Linked DNA regions of Homo sapiens: region 1 is linked to region 2. Evidence: chromatin loops called from intact Hi-C (ENCODE). Cell type or tissue: pancreas. All regions are shown on one strand.

Region 1 (8,000 bases), 550 kb before region 2:
AACATTCAAAACCTATGTTCAATTGCCAAGGTCATAGGGCAGCAGCCTCAAATGCAGGTGGGTATGACCTAACCTTCTCCAACTGCCAGTGACTGTTGTCTAAGCAGCCTATCAATTGTCAAAGTCAGACCATGCCTCAGTATTCATGAGTTTGGGGCCATGTAACGGGTCTGACACTAGCTCCCCAGGAAGCAGAGCTTGTGTGGCTCTGATAAGAGCCTTAAGTGAGATGACCAAATGATACTGGGGGAGGGGAGGGGGCTGTCAGCAGCCACTGTGAGGGACAGATTGGCAATTCTAAATAGCCATTGAGCTCTGCATCTCACATAGTCTATTTTCTCTTCTCTTGGGAGAACACACTATGAGGAAAAAGTTTTTCATTTTTTGAATAAGCCAAGGCATTCTTTCTACAAATCACCTTTCCAGTTCCAGACTTATTTATTAAATTCATCACCTTATTCACTAGAGGAACTCAGCAAATCTTTGTTGGATGGAATAAGTAATAGAAGGACGAGAATTGCCATTTGTTCTGAACACACAGACTCTAGGCACTGCATTAGGTGTCTTCGATACTTCACTTGCTTCACAGACCCTGTAACCCCAAAGTTACAGATGGTTAAAAGCAAAACTGGGATTTTAATCCAGAGCTATTTCTTACATAGTCATGCATTGCTTAATGATGTGGACATATTCTGAGAAATGTATCATCAGGCAATTTTATTGTTGTATGAACATTGTAGAGTGTTCTAGATGGTATAAATGATGTACAACAGACCATACCATATACATTTGTTCTAGATGGTACAAATCTAGATGGTACAGTCTGTTGCACATCTAGGATGTAGGTTATAGCCTATTTCTTTTAGGCTACACACCTGTACAACATGTTTCTACACTGAATACTGTGGACATTTATACCACATATATAAACATGTCTAAACATAGAAGAATTATAGTAAAAATAGGGCCTAATACACTGTCTGGAAACATTGTTTCCCACAAAAATTGATAATTTGCCATTGTTATTAGATATATATTTGTAGCAATGCAATTCTTTGTGTTGCACAAGAAACACTTCTTAGTGTAAGTTATAAATTATTATGGATTTAATTATTCCACAAGTCAAGCCTTGCCACCTATGGATATGGTAATCTCTTTTGTACGTATATATTTTTTTATTATACTTTAAGTTCTGGGATACATGTGCAGAACATGCAGGTTTGTTACATAGGTATACACGTGCCATGGTGGTTTGCTGCACCCAGCAACCCATCATCTAATTAGGTATTTCTCCTAATGCTATCCCTCCCCTCCCCTAGTCCCCCCACCCCCTGACAGGCTCCGGTGTGTGATGTTCCCCTTCCTGTGTTCATGTGTTCTCATCCTTCAGCTCCCACTTATGAGTAAGAACATGCGATGTTTGGTTTTCTGTTCCTGTGTTAGTTTGCCGAGAATAATGGTTTCCAGCTTCATCCATATTCCTGCAAAGGACATGAACTCATCATTTTTTAATGGCTGCATACTATTTCATGGTATGTATGTGCCACATTTTCTTTATCCAGTCTATCATTGATAGACATGTGGGTTGGTTCCAAGTCTTTGCTACTGTGAATAGTGCTGAAATAAACATATGTGTGCATGTGTCTTTATAGTGAAATGATTTATAATCCTTTGGGTATATACCCAGTAATGGGATTGCTGAGTCAAATGGTATTTCTGGTTCTAGATTCTTGAGGAATTGCTACACTGTCTTCTACAATGGTTGAACTAATTTACACTCCCACCAACAGTGTAAAAGCATTCCTGTTTCTCCACATCCTCTCCAGCATCTGTTGTTTCTTGACTTTTTAATGATTGCCATTCTAACTGGAATGAGATGGTATCTCATCGTGGTTTTGATTTGCATTCCTCTAATGACCAGTGATGATGAGCTTTTTTTCATATGTTTGTTGGCCGCATAAATGTCTTTTGAGAAGTGTCTGTTCATATCCTTTGCCCACTTTTTGATGGGGTTGTTTGTTGTTTTCTTGTACATTTGTTTAAGTTCCTTGTAGATTCTGGATATTAGCCCTTTGTCATATGGATAGATTGCAAAAATTTTCTCCCATTTTGTAGGTTGCCTGTTCACTCTGATGATAGTTTCTTTTACTGTGCAGAAACTCTTTAGTATGGTTAGATTCCATTTGTCAATTTTGGCTTTTGTTGCCATTGCTTTTGGTGTTTTAGTCATGAAGTCTTTGCCCATGCCTATGTCCTGAACAGTATTGCCTAGGATTTCTTCTAGGGTTTTTATGGTTTTAGGTCTTACGTTAAAGTCTGTAATCCATCTTGAGTTAATTTTTGTATAAAGCTTAAGGAAGGGGTCCAGTTTCAGTTTTCTGCCTATGGCTAGCCAGTTTTCCAAAACCCATTTGTTAAATAGGGAATCCTGTCCCCATTGTGTGTTTTTGTCAGATTTGTCAAAGATCAGATGGTTGTCGATGTGTGGTATTATTTCTGAGGCCTCTGTTCTGTTCCATTGGTCTATATATCTGTTTTGGTATCCGTACCATGCTGTTTTGGTTACTGTAGCCTTGTAGTATAGTTTGAGGTCAGGTAAAATGGTGCCTCCAGCTTTGTTCTTTTTGCTTAGGATTGTCTTGGCTATACAGGCTCTTTTTTGGTTCCATATGAAATTTAAAGTAGTTTTTTATTTTAATTCTATGAAGAAAGTCAGTGGTAGCTTGATGGGGATAGCTTTGAATCAATAAATTACTTTTGGCAGTATGGCCAATTTCACGATATTCTTCCTATCCATGAGCATGGAATGTTTTTCCATTTGTTTGTGTCCTCTCTTATTTCCTTGAGCGGTGGTTTGTAGTTCTCCTTGAAGAGGTCCTTCACATCCCTTGTAAGTTGTATTCTTAGGTATTTTATTCTCTTTGTAGCAATTGTGAATGGGAGTTTATTCATGATTTGGCTCTCTGTTTGTGTATTATTGGTGTATAGGAATGCTTGTGATTTTTGCATATTGATTTTGTATCCTGAGACTTTGCTGAAGTTGCTTATCAGCTTAAGGAGATTTTGGGCTGAGATGATGGGGTTTTCTAAACATACAATCATGTAGTCTGCAAACGGAGACAATTTGACTTCCTCTCTTCCTGTTTGAATACACTTTATTTCTTTTCTTGCCTGATTGCCCTAGCCAGAACTTCCAATACTATGTTTAATAGGAGTGGTGAGAAAAGGCATCCTTGTCTTGTGCTGGTTTTCAAAGGGAATTCTTCCAGCTTTTGCCCATTCAGCATGATTTTGGCTGTGGGTTTGTCATAAATAGCTCTTATTATTTTGAGATATGTTCCATCAATATCTAGTTTATTGAGTGTTTTTATCATGAAGAGGTGTTGAATTGTATCGAAAGCCTTTTGTGCATCTTGTGAGATAATTATGTGGTTTTGTCATTGGTTCTGTTTATGTGATGAATTACACTTATTGATTTGCATATGTTGAACCAGCCTTGCATCCCAGGGATGAAGCTGACTTGATCGTGGTGTGTAAGCTTTTTGATGTCCTGCTGGATTTGGTTTGCTAGTATTTTATTGAGGATTTTTGCATGGATGTTCATCAGGGATATTGGCCTGAAATTTTCTTTTTGTTGTGTCTCTGCCAGGTTTCGATATCAGGATGATCATAAAATGCATTAGGAAGGAGTCCTTCTTTTTCTATTTCTTACGATAGTTTCAGAAGGAATGGTACCGGCTCTTGGTAGAATTCGGCTGTGAATTTGGCTGTGAATCCGTCTGGTCCTGGGATTTTTTTGGTTGGTAGGCCATTAATTACTGCCTCAATTTCAGAACTTGTTATTGGTCTATTCAGGGATTTGACTTCTTCCTGATTTAGTCTTGGGAGGGTGTATGTGGCCAGGAATTTATTCATTTATTCTAGATTTTCTAGTTTATTTGCATAGAGGTGGTTATAGTATTCTCTGATGATAGTTTGTATTTCTGTGGGATCAGTGGTGATATCCTCGTCATTTTTGTGTCCATTTGATACTTCTCTCTTTTCTTTTTTATTAGTCTGGCTAGTGGTCTATCTACTTTGTTAATCTTTTCAAAAAACCAGCTCCTGGATTCATCAATTTTTTTTGAAGGGTTTTTCATGTCTCTATCTCCTTCAATTCTGCTCTGATTTTAGTTATTTCTTGACTTCTGCTAGCTTTTGAATTTGTTTCTGTTGCTTCTGTAATTCTTTTAATTGTGATTTTGGGGTGTCAATGTTAGATCTTTCCTGCTTTCTCCTGTGGGCATTTAGTGCTATAATTTTCCCTCAAAACATGGCTTTATCTGTGCCCTGGAGATTCTGATACTTGTGTTTTTGTTCTTTTTGGTTTCGAAGAAGTTATTTGTTTCTGCCTATTTACCCAGTAGTCATTCAGGAGAAGGTTGTTCAGTTTCGATGTAGTTATGCAGTTTTGAGTGAATTTCTTAATCCTGAGTTCTAATTTGATTGCACGGTGGTCTGAGAGACAGTTTGTTATGGTTTCTGTTCTTTTGCATTTGCTGAGGAGTGTTTTACTTCCAATTATGTGGTCAATTTTAGAATAAGTGCAATGTGGTGCAGAGAAGAATGTATATTCTGTTGATTTGGGGTGGAGAATTCTGTAGATGTCTGTTAGGTCTGCTTGGTCCAGAGCTGAGTTCAAGTTCTGAATATTCTTGTTAATTTTCTGTCTCGTTGATCTGTCTAATATTGACAGTGGCATGTTGAAGTCTCCCACTATTATTGTGTGGGAGTCTAAGTCTCTTTGTATATCTCCAAGAACTTGCTTTATGAATCTGGGTGTTCCTGTAATGGGTGCATATATATTTAGGATAGTTAGCCCTTCTTGTTGCATTGATCCCTTTACCGTTATGTAATGCCCTTCTTTGTCTTTTTTGATCTTTGTTGGTTTAAGGTCTGTTTTATTGAAGACTAGGATTGCAACCCCTGCTTTTTTTTTTTTTTTTAACTTTCCATTTGCTAAATATTCCTCCCTCCCTTTATTTTGAGCCTCTGTGTGTCTTCGCACATGAGATGGGTCTCCTGAATACAGCACACCGATGGGTCTTGACAAATTGACAGAAGTAGGCTCAGAAGCGGGGTAATAACAAACTCCTCCAAGCTAAAGGAACATGTTCTAACCCAATGCAAGGAAGCTAAGAACCTTGAAAAAAGATTAGAGGAATTGCTAACTAGAATAACCAGTTTAGAGAAGAACATAAATGACTTGATGAAGCTGAAAAATACAGCACGAGAACTTCGTGAGACATACTCAAGTATCAATAGCCAAATAGATCAAGCGGAAGAAAGGTTATCAGAAATTGAAGATCAACTTAATGAAATAAAGCGTGAAAACAAGATTAGAGAAAAAAGAATGAAAACGAACGAACAAAGCCTCCAAGAAATATGGGACTGTATGAAAAGACCAAAACTACCTTTGATTGGTGTAGCTGAAAGTGACGGGGAGAATGAAACCAAGTTGGAAAATACACTTCCGGATACCATCCAGGAGAACTTCCCCAACCTAGCAAGACAGGCCAACATTCAAATTCGGGAAATACAGAGAACACCACAAAGATACTCCTCAAGAAGAGCAACCCCAAGACGCATAATCATCAGATTTACCAAGGTTGAAATGAAGGAAAAAATGTTAAGGGCAGCCAGAGAGAAGATTGGGTTACCCACAAAGTGAAGCCCATCAGACAAACACCAGCTCTCTCTGCAGAAACCCTACAACCAGAAGAGAGTGGGGGCCAATATTCAACATGCTTAAAGAAAAGAATTTTCAACCCAGAATTTCTTACCAGCCAAACTAAGCTTCATAAACAAAGGAGAAAATAACATCCTTTACAGACAAGCAAATGCTGAGAGATTTTGTCACCACTAGGCCTGCATTACAAGAGGTCCTGAAAGAAGCACTAAATATGGAAAGGAAAAACTGGTACCAGCCACTGCAAAAACATACCAAATTGTAAGACCATCGATATTATGAAGAAACTGCATCAATTAATGGGCAAAATAACCAGCTATCATCATAATGACAGGATCAAATTCACACATAACAATATTAACCTTAAATGTAAATGGGCTAAATGCCCCAATTAAAAGACACAGACTGGCAAATTGGATAAAGACTCTTCTGTATATTATAGTCCTCATCTGTATATTTTGGCTTAAAGAATAGTTATAGTTTTCATAGTATAATTTATTCCTCTTAGTCAAAAATGATGATGTTCTCAGAGAATTTAGACAGTCACTTGCCTGCCAATGCTATTAAAGGGGTCTATGCAAATTTTTATGCCACTAAATATTATTTTTAGTTTTATAAATAAATCAGTTCTTTTGCATTTCTCCTACTGTCATCATCCTAAATTTGCAGACTATTAGCATTTGCAAACCAATACCAAATTCCATTTTACAAAAAAATGTTATTTTAAGGTCAAAATAAAAGCACGACACTCTTATTATTATTACAAGAATTTAAAATATGTCCATATACAGGTATGTAAAGTGTATATTTTGTTTAGAATTTTAATTGGCCTCGGATGATGCCCGATTCATATAAACCCAGAACAGTTTTACTTACTCATTAAACTGCTACAGCCTTGATTTTAAATAACATTTTCTTTAATTGCATTTGTGGTTCCTCATGCTCAGGAATTCGTTTGTCTATTTTTAGTGTTCCCTTTTGTTGCGATTTTAACATAAATCCTAGTACTTTCACTTGTAAGATTCTTATTAGAAAGCTTTAGTATTCCTTTTTTCCTCTGAACACAAGTGTGGATCTCCCCAGTTGCAAGTAAGCCAAGAAGGCCCTCGCAATGCAAGCTTATACATTATGGTTAATGGATTTATAATCTTTTTCCTGCCTATATCATCGAAATTATCCAGATAATACTTACTTTTTAATTAACCACAAAATAAAATGAGACTTTTACTGAAGGGAAAGATTTTAGAGCTAACCAAGTTTAGCCACTTTATTGGTTAAAAATAATGAATTAATTGTTTATTTTGCCAATGAAAAACATGAAGCCCTAAAAGTTTATTGCCTTAGTCAAGGTTATCCCAGCAGGTGAACAATACAGTTGGGAGGAAAACTCACTTAGCTGTTCTATGTGAAAGATATACAGACCATTCCTCAGGATCAATGGTTCTCAACCTTGGCACTGTTGACATTTTTGTCCTGATAATTCATTGTTGCCCTGTACATCATTCAGCTGTGAGGGCTGTGTAATTCCTGGTCTGTCCTTACTCTTAGGACATGGCTCTTCAGATGATTTACCAGATAACCCCCTCCTAGATGGGTTCTCAACAGCAGGTTTTGTCCTGTAGTACACTCAGATTGCCGAAATCACTGATTAGCTTTTTAGTCTCTTAACAGCTGCCTTCTGATTGAGTTCAAGGCATCTTGCCCTGATAATGAGTAGGAGTTGCAGGAGAGAAAATATAATTTATTTTCTTTACCTTTTTTAGGTTACTAGTTGTGACATTTTCCCGAAACAGAAGCCAAATTAACAAAAGATAAACAAATGGAAATTTATTAACACCTGCTGTACCCATCACTTGGAAGAAGCCTCAGTGAAAAACTGTTGGGCCAAGCAAGATGGTTCATGCCTGTAATTCCAGCATTATGGGAGGCCAAGGTGGCAGGATGGCTTGAGGTCAGGAGTTTGAGACTATCCTGGTCAACATAGCAAGACCCCTTCCTCATTAAAAAAAAATTAAAAATTAGGTGTGGTGGCATGGACCTGTAGTCCCAAGCTACGTGGGAAGATCACTTGAGCCCAGGAGCTTTAGGCTGCAGTGAACCACGATCACTCCACTTCACTCCAGTCTGGGTGACACAGTGAGACCCTACCTAAAACAAAAACAAACAAAAAACTCTCTCAAGGCAGTGGCTTAGGGGCCTTGCTTTAAAAATATTTTAAGAAAGAGCCGTGAATCCTGTGTAGTTACAAAACAAAGAGAAGAGCAGTTCTCAT
Region 2 (8,000 bases):
TTTATTTCTCACATTTCCTTCCCTTATCATAGTTTTCCTCTCACTTTCTCCTCTAGTTTGTCATACTCTGGCTTTAAAACATGCAAACATGTGCCTTATGGGGAAAAAAAGACAATTTTAATTTACCTTGCTTCTTCTTTACAAATGTATTGTGGCTTCTTCTTATAGTCCAAATCTAAAACTCTTTACCCACCCACTGCCTTGAACTCCTTCCTCGTTGTGAAAGTAGGATGGGGCAAAGAGAGAATGCATGCCCCTCCCAACTGCTCAAACAAGTAAAGGTGCTGTTACAGTTATCTTTTGCTACCTTAATACAATAATTATTTTATTATATCTCACAATTTTATGGATCAGGAATTTAGACTGGGCTCAGCTAGGCGATTCTTCTGCTTTACTGACATCATAGGAGATCACTTGGTGGTATTCAACTGTCAGGTAGGCTTATCTGGAGGGTCCAAGATAGCTGTACTCTGGTGCCTGGTGCCTTGGTAAAGAGGGATGATGATGTGGGGCCTCTCCAGCATGAACAGCCTCAGAGAAGTTTGCTTTCTTACATGCTGGCCCAGGGCTCCAAGAGCAAATGTTGCAGTGAGTAAAGCAGAAGATACAAGGACTTTTATAATCTGGTCTCAGAAGCCACATGGCATCAGTTCTGTATTATTCTATTGGTCAAAACATTCATAAGCCTGCCAGATGCAAGGGGAAGGCATATGTACCCTCATCTTTTGATGGGAGGAATGTGATGGATTTGCAATTATGTTTTAAAACTACTACAGACAGAACCACTGAGAAAGATTCATGGGTAGCTTTGGGGTGAGGACTGGGAATTAACCTGTTGATAGCAGAGGTTCACTAGAGTCAACAAGGAATAAGGTCTCCTCTTGTACACTTTAGTCATACTATACCAACATTCTTAACCACTGCTTAGCCATCAGCCTCACAACATAACAACTCCATCATAGTTGTACTCCCTAAGATCACCAACAATGTTAGAGTCAAATCCGGTAGGTTTTTCTTTGTTTTTGTCCTCCTGACATTTTTTCTAAACTTGACACTGGTCAGACCCAATCTTTCTTTAATCATATTCTTAAATACCAGTTCTATCACTGGATATGTTACTGTTTCTTGTTCTCACTCTACCTTTGACAAAGCCATTCTTTCCAGACTATAACTCTGGGTCTGGGTCCCCCTATGGTTTGGCCCTTGAATTCTTTTCCTAGTCCTATTTGACTAGCCCCATTTTCCCGTGAAAAGCATGCCCCTTTCATTGCATCCATATCATGACTACCAAATACCTCCTCTATTTCTTCCTCTTTTAGCATGTTAAATGCAGCTTCCTAAGCTCTCTATCTGGATATCAACAGTATTCTCTCCAAATAATTCTAAGACTTTAAAAATTGGTTTAATCTTCTTACCCCTAAAATCACCCCCCTTACCAACTGCCTCATGACAATCATTGGTACTGTCACTGAGCTTGCAACCCATGTTCTTAAACATAGAGTAATCTTTGACTCCACATCTAATCATTCATAAAGCTGTATTGTCTATCAAATTAAATCTGACATTTATGTGAGAGCACTTCATAGTCTGTAAAGCACTACACAGGTGATAACATGAAGCTACACTCATAATGGATTTGCAGGCTCTGCTTCTCATTTGGCTTCTACAGCCTCATCCCTCACCAACTTCTTGCCCTACCTCTCTCTTTCTTCCCCATCACCCAATTTCCCAGTCAGTCAGGCCAACAGAATGCATTCTATATACGCGACTTGCTTTCCCCAACATCTTTGCCTGTATGCATGCCACTTATTTGCCTCAGTTGATCTTTATTTCAACAAGTGTTTGCAGAGGAGAAACCTCGCTGGCTCCTTCTCCTTTCTATTTTTTTTCAGAGGCTACCCGTCAGGTCAACATTGCCTTTTTCAGGGAAGCTCTGCAAGCCTGACCTCCCTTGGAAGTGCCTTAGGACTGGCTTCTTGCACAGTACACAACCTTTACTTATAGAGGGTTTGGAGATTATTCTTTATTCATGTCTTATTTCTCCTGCTCCTGGAGGAGATGACTCTGACTTCCACTGACTCTTTTGGGGGGCTTAAGTCAGGGTTGAGTACCAGAGGCCCTAAATAGCTGGACGTGGATTCTGGTAATATCAAATCCATCTTTGGCTTAACTGAGAGGTTCTGAAAGCTGGGACCTGACCTTGTCCATTTCCCTCTTTCTCCAGTTTCCTATTATTTCCCACTGTTTTTTTTAAAAGTTTTTTGTTTTCTTAAGTTTTCACAAGAATAAACATTGAAAATAAAATTTGCACAAAGATCGAACTAGGAAAGGCCACACAACCAACACATATTACATCATTATAGGTAAGTTAGCAGGGAGATTTCAGACCTGGGCTAGCTCTGGAACCACATTTTACACTGTTGAAAATAAAAGCTGGAGTACAGATGACTTTCCCAGGTTCACAGAGTTGGTAAGCTGGAGAGCTGCACCTGGAGCCAAGCAACCTGCCCTGTCCTTTCCACTGCACCCTCTAAGAAATCTAATTAGAAGGAACAGGTGGTATCTCATTTTGTACGGTGCTTTAGCAATGTACTATTTGCTTTCTAGTGTGTCTATTGTCTCGTTTGACATCTTCTCTCAAAAAGTGATGAAACGAAACGCTCTTTTTGACAAGTTCAGAGTGCTCTTGGTTCCTGTGTGGGATTCTTCCAAGTCTGAATTTGGTAGTGGGAAGAGAAGGAATCCGGAGGAAGGAGGATGAGAAGTTTAAAGGAGAGGAAAGGGAAGCAGAGAAGGCCGCAAGGTGCCTGCAAGATGTCTGGGGAGTTGGAGGAATGGAAGAGTGCCCCGCTCTTCCTTCTGGGAGAGCTCCAGCTAGGCAGAACCTTTCACCAAGGCTCTGATATCGTGCTGGTTTCCGAAAGCCCCAGCCGAAGGTGTGCAGCCAAAGGGTGACAGAAGGTGAGGCACGTGCGGGGGCGCGGGTGCTGACCGCCGCGGTGCGCCCTCCCTCCGACGTGCGGTGTGCGGGGCGCAGACAACCAGCGGCCGGCCCAGGGCTTTCGGGGAGCGAAGCAGGGCTCCCGAGGCACCGAGCGAGAATGGGAATGGGAGGGACCCGGTGCTCCCGGACACGCCCCCGGCAGGTCCCACGCCCGGGTCTTCTGAGACCTCGCGCGGCCCAGCCCGGGAGCGGCCCAGCTATATAAGTCCCAGCGGAAGACCGGAACGCAGAGGGTCCTGCTGGCGCGAGGGTGGGTAGGAGGGGACGCGGGGACTCGGCCCCCAACACCGCGCTCCGTCTGCAGCCGCCGCCTCTGCACCGCCGCTGCCCGGCGGTCGGTTCAAAAAACAGAAATCGGGTTTGCTGCCCGGCGGACAGGCGTGAAGAGCAAGGGAAAGGAACTTCCTCCACCTTCGGGGCTGGAGCCCTTTTCCTCTGCATCTCCAGTCTCTGAGTGAAGATGGGGGGCCTGACAGCCTCGGACGTACACCCGACCCTGGGGGTCCAGCTCTTCTCAGCTGGAATAGCGGCGTGCTTGGCGGACGTGATCACCTTCCCGCTGGACACGGCCAAAGTCCGGCTCCAGGTAGCTAGGCAGAGGGGTAAGACAAGGGGTCTCAGGACAGAGGGGACGCTGTTGCGTGCATTCCATTTATTCTCTGCTTTGGTGTAACCACTGTTTCTAGGTAGGGTAGGTGACCTTCCAAAGCAGTCTGGCCTTGTCCCAGGGCTGGTGCTTTAGGATGGGAAACTGGAACTTTTTCTGGGATTAGCTGAAGAACCACCAGGGCCACAGAGAATGGGTTGACCATGACTACTACCAAATTCTCCCAAAATTTAGGGTGCACTTAGTATTTTAAGAGCTGAGAATATTGGCCTCTCCTGAGTTTACTAGTCAGGTGCTTTTTCCTTTCTTTGATTCTTCGGGGGTTCTGTCCTATCCTACTGCCCTAGGGGTTCTGGAGAGTTCCTGGGGAGGGGGATATTCAAAATGTGCATTGTAGCCAGCCTCCCTCCATCTGCGCGTGAGCGAACACACACACACACACACACACACACACACACACACACACACACACACGGTAGAGGGAGGTGGATGGAAGAGGAATGTTGCTGAGAAAAGAAACGGAAAATAGGAACACAGGGGGAAATCTTGGCTTAAGAGTGAACTCAATTTCGCTCCCTTCTGTTCTGCACCTTTCTTATTTCCAGGTCCAAGGTGAATGCCCGACGTCCAGTGTTATTAGGTATAAAGGTGTCCTGGGAACAATCACCGCTGTGGTAAAAACAGAAGGGCGGATGAAACTCTACAGCGGGCTGCCTGCGGGGCTTCAGCGGCAAATCAGCTCCGCCTCTCTCAGGATCGGCCTCTACGACACGGTCCAGGAGTTCCTCACCGCAGGGAAAGAAAGTAAGCCGTGAGCGTTCCTGGGAGGGGCAGAAAAGCCTTGGGCTCCGCTCTGTTCCAAAAAGTGTAACACACAGAGGAGTGGTTTTCATAACAAATTGGCGAGAAAACATTCATATTTGAACTCTCCCTTCCCCAAACATTAGCTCATTGTTCATAGAAAAAAGTATGCAAAATCGATTTTTTAGATGCAGATATATACTTGTAAAGGTCACCCAGTCATGGAAGTTTTGTGCCCAGTTTGGATCTCCATCTGGAGAATATGGGTGGGCTACAGAAAAATGTTTAACTTAAAGTTCTCCAAAGAGGGAAGTATATCAGAAACATCTATGGAGCTTGTCAGAAATCCAAACGAGGACTACCATGGTCCTCTGAGTCTGAATCCTCAGGCTAGAGACCAGAGTGTCTTTCCACAAGCTTCCCTCATCATTTGTGTATGCAACAAAGTTCAAAGCCTTCTGTTTGAAGCAAAGAAAGCCAGACTTTGTGAAGAGAGTTGAAAGGACAGGAAAAGACATATTTCCTCTTAAGAGGTTCCTCATCAGGTCCAGGAAAGACCAGAGCAGAAAAAGTGGACGAATGCTGCAGGGAGTTTGTTTAGGGGAAAAAGAAAAGGAAACATATTTCCTGAGTGCCAGTGCACTCTAAGAATTCCTGTCACTTTAGGTAGCATTTATTTGAGGGCTTAACTATGAACCAGACATTGTTCTAAGTGCTTCAGATACATTATAACTGGAAGGGTATTAGTACCATTATCCCTTGGCAGATGGGAAAACTGAACACAGAGCAGATTCATCACTTGCCCAAGGTCACACAGCTGGGAGGGGGCAGAGCCAGGGTTCAAACCCAGGCAGTCTGGCCTCGGACTCCAGGCTCCTAACCCTGTTCTCTACTGCCTTCTGCACTTCTCATATGATTCTGCCCATCATTCAAACCGCACAACACTGCTGTGAGTAAAAAGTGTTAGCCGAATATCAGGGTAGTTAAGTAACATGCACAAAATCACACAGCTAATCAACATCAGAGGCACTTTCATGTGGAGTAGACAAGCCAGAGAGAAGATGTGCTGATGGCACAATGAATACATTAAGTGAAATCCACCTTGTAGATTTCATCATTTCTGCTGTGAGTAACCTTCAATACTATAATTTTATGGGATAATTTATAAATGTTGTCTATACAAATATATAAGTTATACTTATCCACACAAGTACTTTCAAAGTGAAGATAAAGTCTGGATGTTACTAGATCAAAACTGCATTTTTTTATTTATAGATGTAGCAAGAGAGGAAACACAAAGGAGGTAAAGCTGCCCGTTCAGGTGGTTTTCTTCACAGATTGACTGTTCTACCAATTGTTGTGGACTTTGGGCACCAAATTAATAGGATATATGTTGGCAGTGTTCTATGTTATATAGATTCAGTTTATTTAGTAGGCTTTATTGAACTGCCATGTGCCAGTAACTATGTTAGATGTTTAGATGGCAGATGTGTCTCTAGACAGAGCTTACAGTTGAGAGTATGGGTTGTGTGGGGAGAAGTGAATAGATGACTATATTCCATGATACATGCTGTATTACAATACAGTCCTACTTCACTTAACGATGGGGATACATTCTCAGAAATGAGTTAGGAGGCAAATTGGTTGTTGAATGAACATCACAGAGAGCACTTACACAAACCTAGATGGCATAGCCACACCTAGGCTATATGGTATAATCTATTGCTCCTAGGCTACAAACCTGTGCAGCATGTTGGTATTGAATACTACAGGCAATTGTTACATAAAGTTAAGTGTTTGTGTACCTAAAAATAGAAAAGGTAATGCATTACACTACAGTCTTATGGGGCTGGGATGTCACTAGGTGATAGGAATTTTTCAGCTCTGTTCTAATCTTACGGGACCACCATCATGTATGCAGCACATGACTAACTGTAATTACAAGATGGTGGCTATATTAAACAGAACTACTTAAGCTAGCCATGGAGGTATGGTCCGTGAGATTTTCCTGAAGAATTAACGTCTGGATCAATTCTGGAAGGGCCAGCAGGAGTACTCCAGGCAAAGGGGTGAGAAAGGAGCTTCCAAGTAGAGTGAAGGTCATGTGCAAAGACTCAGTGAGGAGTCGAGTGAACATAGCACAGGGAGGACATGTTGGTGAGGAAGGAGGGGTGAAGCCACAGAGACAGGAGGGAGCCAGATGACAGAAGGCCTTGCAGGCGGTGCTAAGGAGTTTGGATTTTATCCTTACAGTGGTGGGAAGTCATTGTAAAAATATTAAGCAAGGGAGTGGCATAAACAATTTACATTTTCAAAAGATCACTTTGGCAGCAGATAGAGTATATATGTAAAAGGAGTAAGAAAGAGGTAAGTTAGAAAGCAAGAAATGATCAGGGTATGCCCTAAAACACTGGCAATAGGGAAAAAGAGATGTCAATCAGAAAGATTGAGAAAGTATAATTGAATTGACTTGGTGAACAAATAGAAGTAAGGCATAAGGGACAGGTAGAAATATGAGATGACTTCCAAGTTTCTGTTTAAAGATACCCTTTATTGAGAGAGGATGTATAGAAGCTGTCTTAGGGGGAAGACAAGAAATTTGGTTTAGGCCATGTCAACAGGTAATGGCCAGTAGGCACATGATTCAGTTTATTTAGTGGGCTCCTTTTAGGAGAAAATCTGAGCCAGATTCCAGGAAGTCACAGCAGGGACTACCAATAGGGTCAAACAGCAGAGAGTGTGGAAAGGACTGAAAAGTGATCATTGTACATAACAAATAGAAGCTCACTGATTTTCTAGCAAAAACATCTTCAGCAGAGTAGCGTGGTATAAGCTATATTGTAGGGGACTGAGGAAGAAATGGGCTCTGAGAAGTAAAGACAAACAATATGTTTTGTAAATAAATTTCTTTTAGTTCTTAAAAAAAAAGCCTCTTTTCCAGCTTGATTGGGAAGTGAAGAGAGGGATTTGAAAGTTGGAGATTGGAGGATAGGATGAGTACATCAAGATACACTACGTTGTAGTGCAGTGCATTACAAATGTGAGCTAAAAGTGAAGGCATTTGTAATCATATGATATTGCTAATTAAAAGACAGCTGTCAGTCATATGCCCAGCTCCTGGTAAAGCATGATGAGAAGAGTACAATCATGGTAGTGATTTAAAAATTGCTGCCAGTTTTGTGGATTTTCTTTATGCTAGACAGTGTAAGCTCTTTATCAATATTATTTAACTCACACAACTCTAAGAGGTAGATATTATTATCCCTTTTTGACAAATTAGGAAACAGAATTATAATGACTGAGAAAGTCTCTGCTGAGTAAATGTTACTGAACCTTAATTTTATGTTTACTTAATGATAGAAATGAATATTGGGCTTCAAGACTATTTGTACTTAATGAAATCTGTCTTGAGCAACATAAGCTATTTTTTTCAAAATTTTAAGACAAAAATCACTTTCTTCTCTCCTGTCTTCTTATTTTTGTTCCCTTCACATGTTGTAGCCTAACACTACTTGATGGCCCATTTTGGTGCAGTTTGTCCACTGGGCTTCATCTAAGGCCACCAAGTCCCATAATTAACATGATCAT

The links. A loop is a pair of places that touch in the nucleus more often than their neighbours do. Peaks named below come from ENCODE experiments on the same cell type or tissue, not always from the same donor. Only the 100,000 strongest peaks of a DNase experiment are listed, where the experiment ranks them.
Region 1: a loop joins it to region 2, with 4 times the contacts of the local background. A loop is called at or near these places in 1 of 110 quality-filtered maps.

What each region holds. Positions count from the first base shown.
Region 1 is chr4:141,110,323-141,118,322 of GRCh38, reverse strand. All of the region lies in intron 1 of RNF150 (ring finger protein 150), which reads left to right. Among named protein-coding and RNA genes, the nearest start is that of RNF150, 19 kb to the left of the region's middle. In pancreas, no CTCF peak of the experiment used is centred here; no DNase peak of the experiment used is centred here.
Region 2 is chr4:140,564,194-140,572,193 of GRCh38, reverse strand. UCP1 (uncoupling protein 1) reads left to right here and starts at 3,233. Exons shown (of 6, transcript NM_021833.5): 1 at 3,233-3,590; 2 at 4,217-4,415. The coding sequence starts at 3,465. In pancreas, no CTCF peak of the experiment used is centred here; DNase peaks (open chromatin) are centred at 3,193 and 3,293; H3K4me3 peaks cover 925 bases.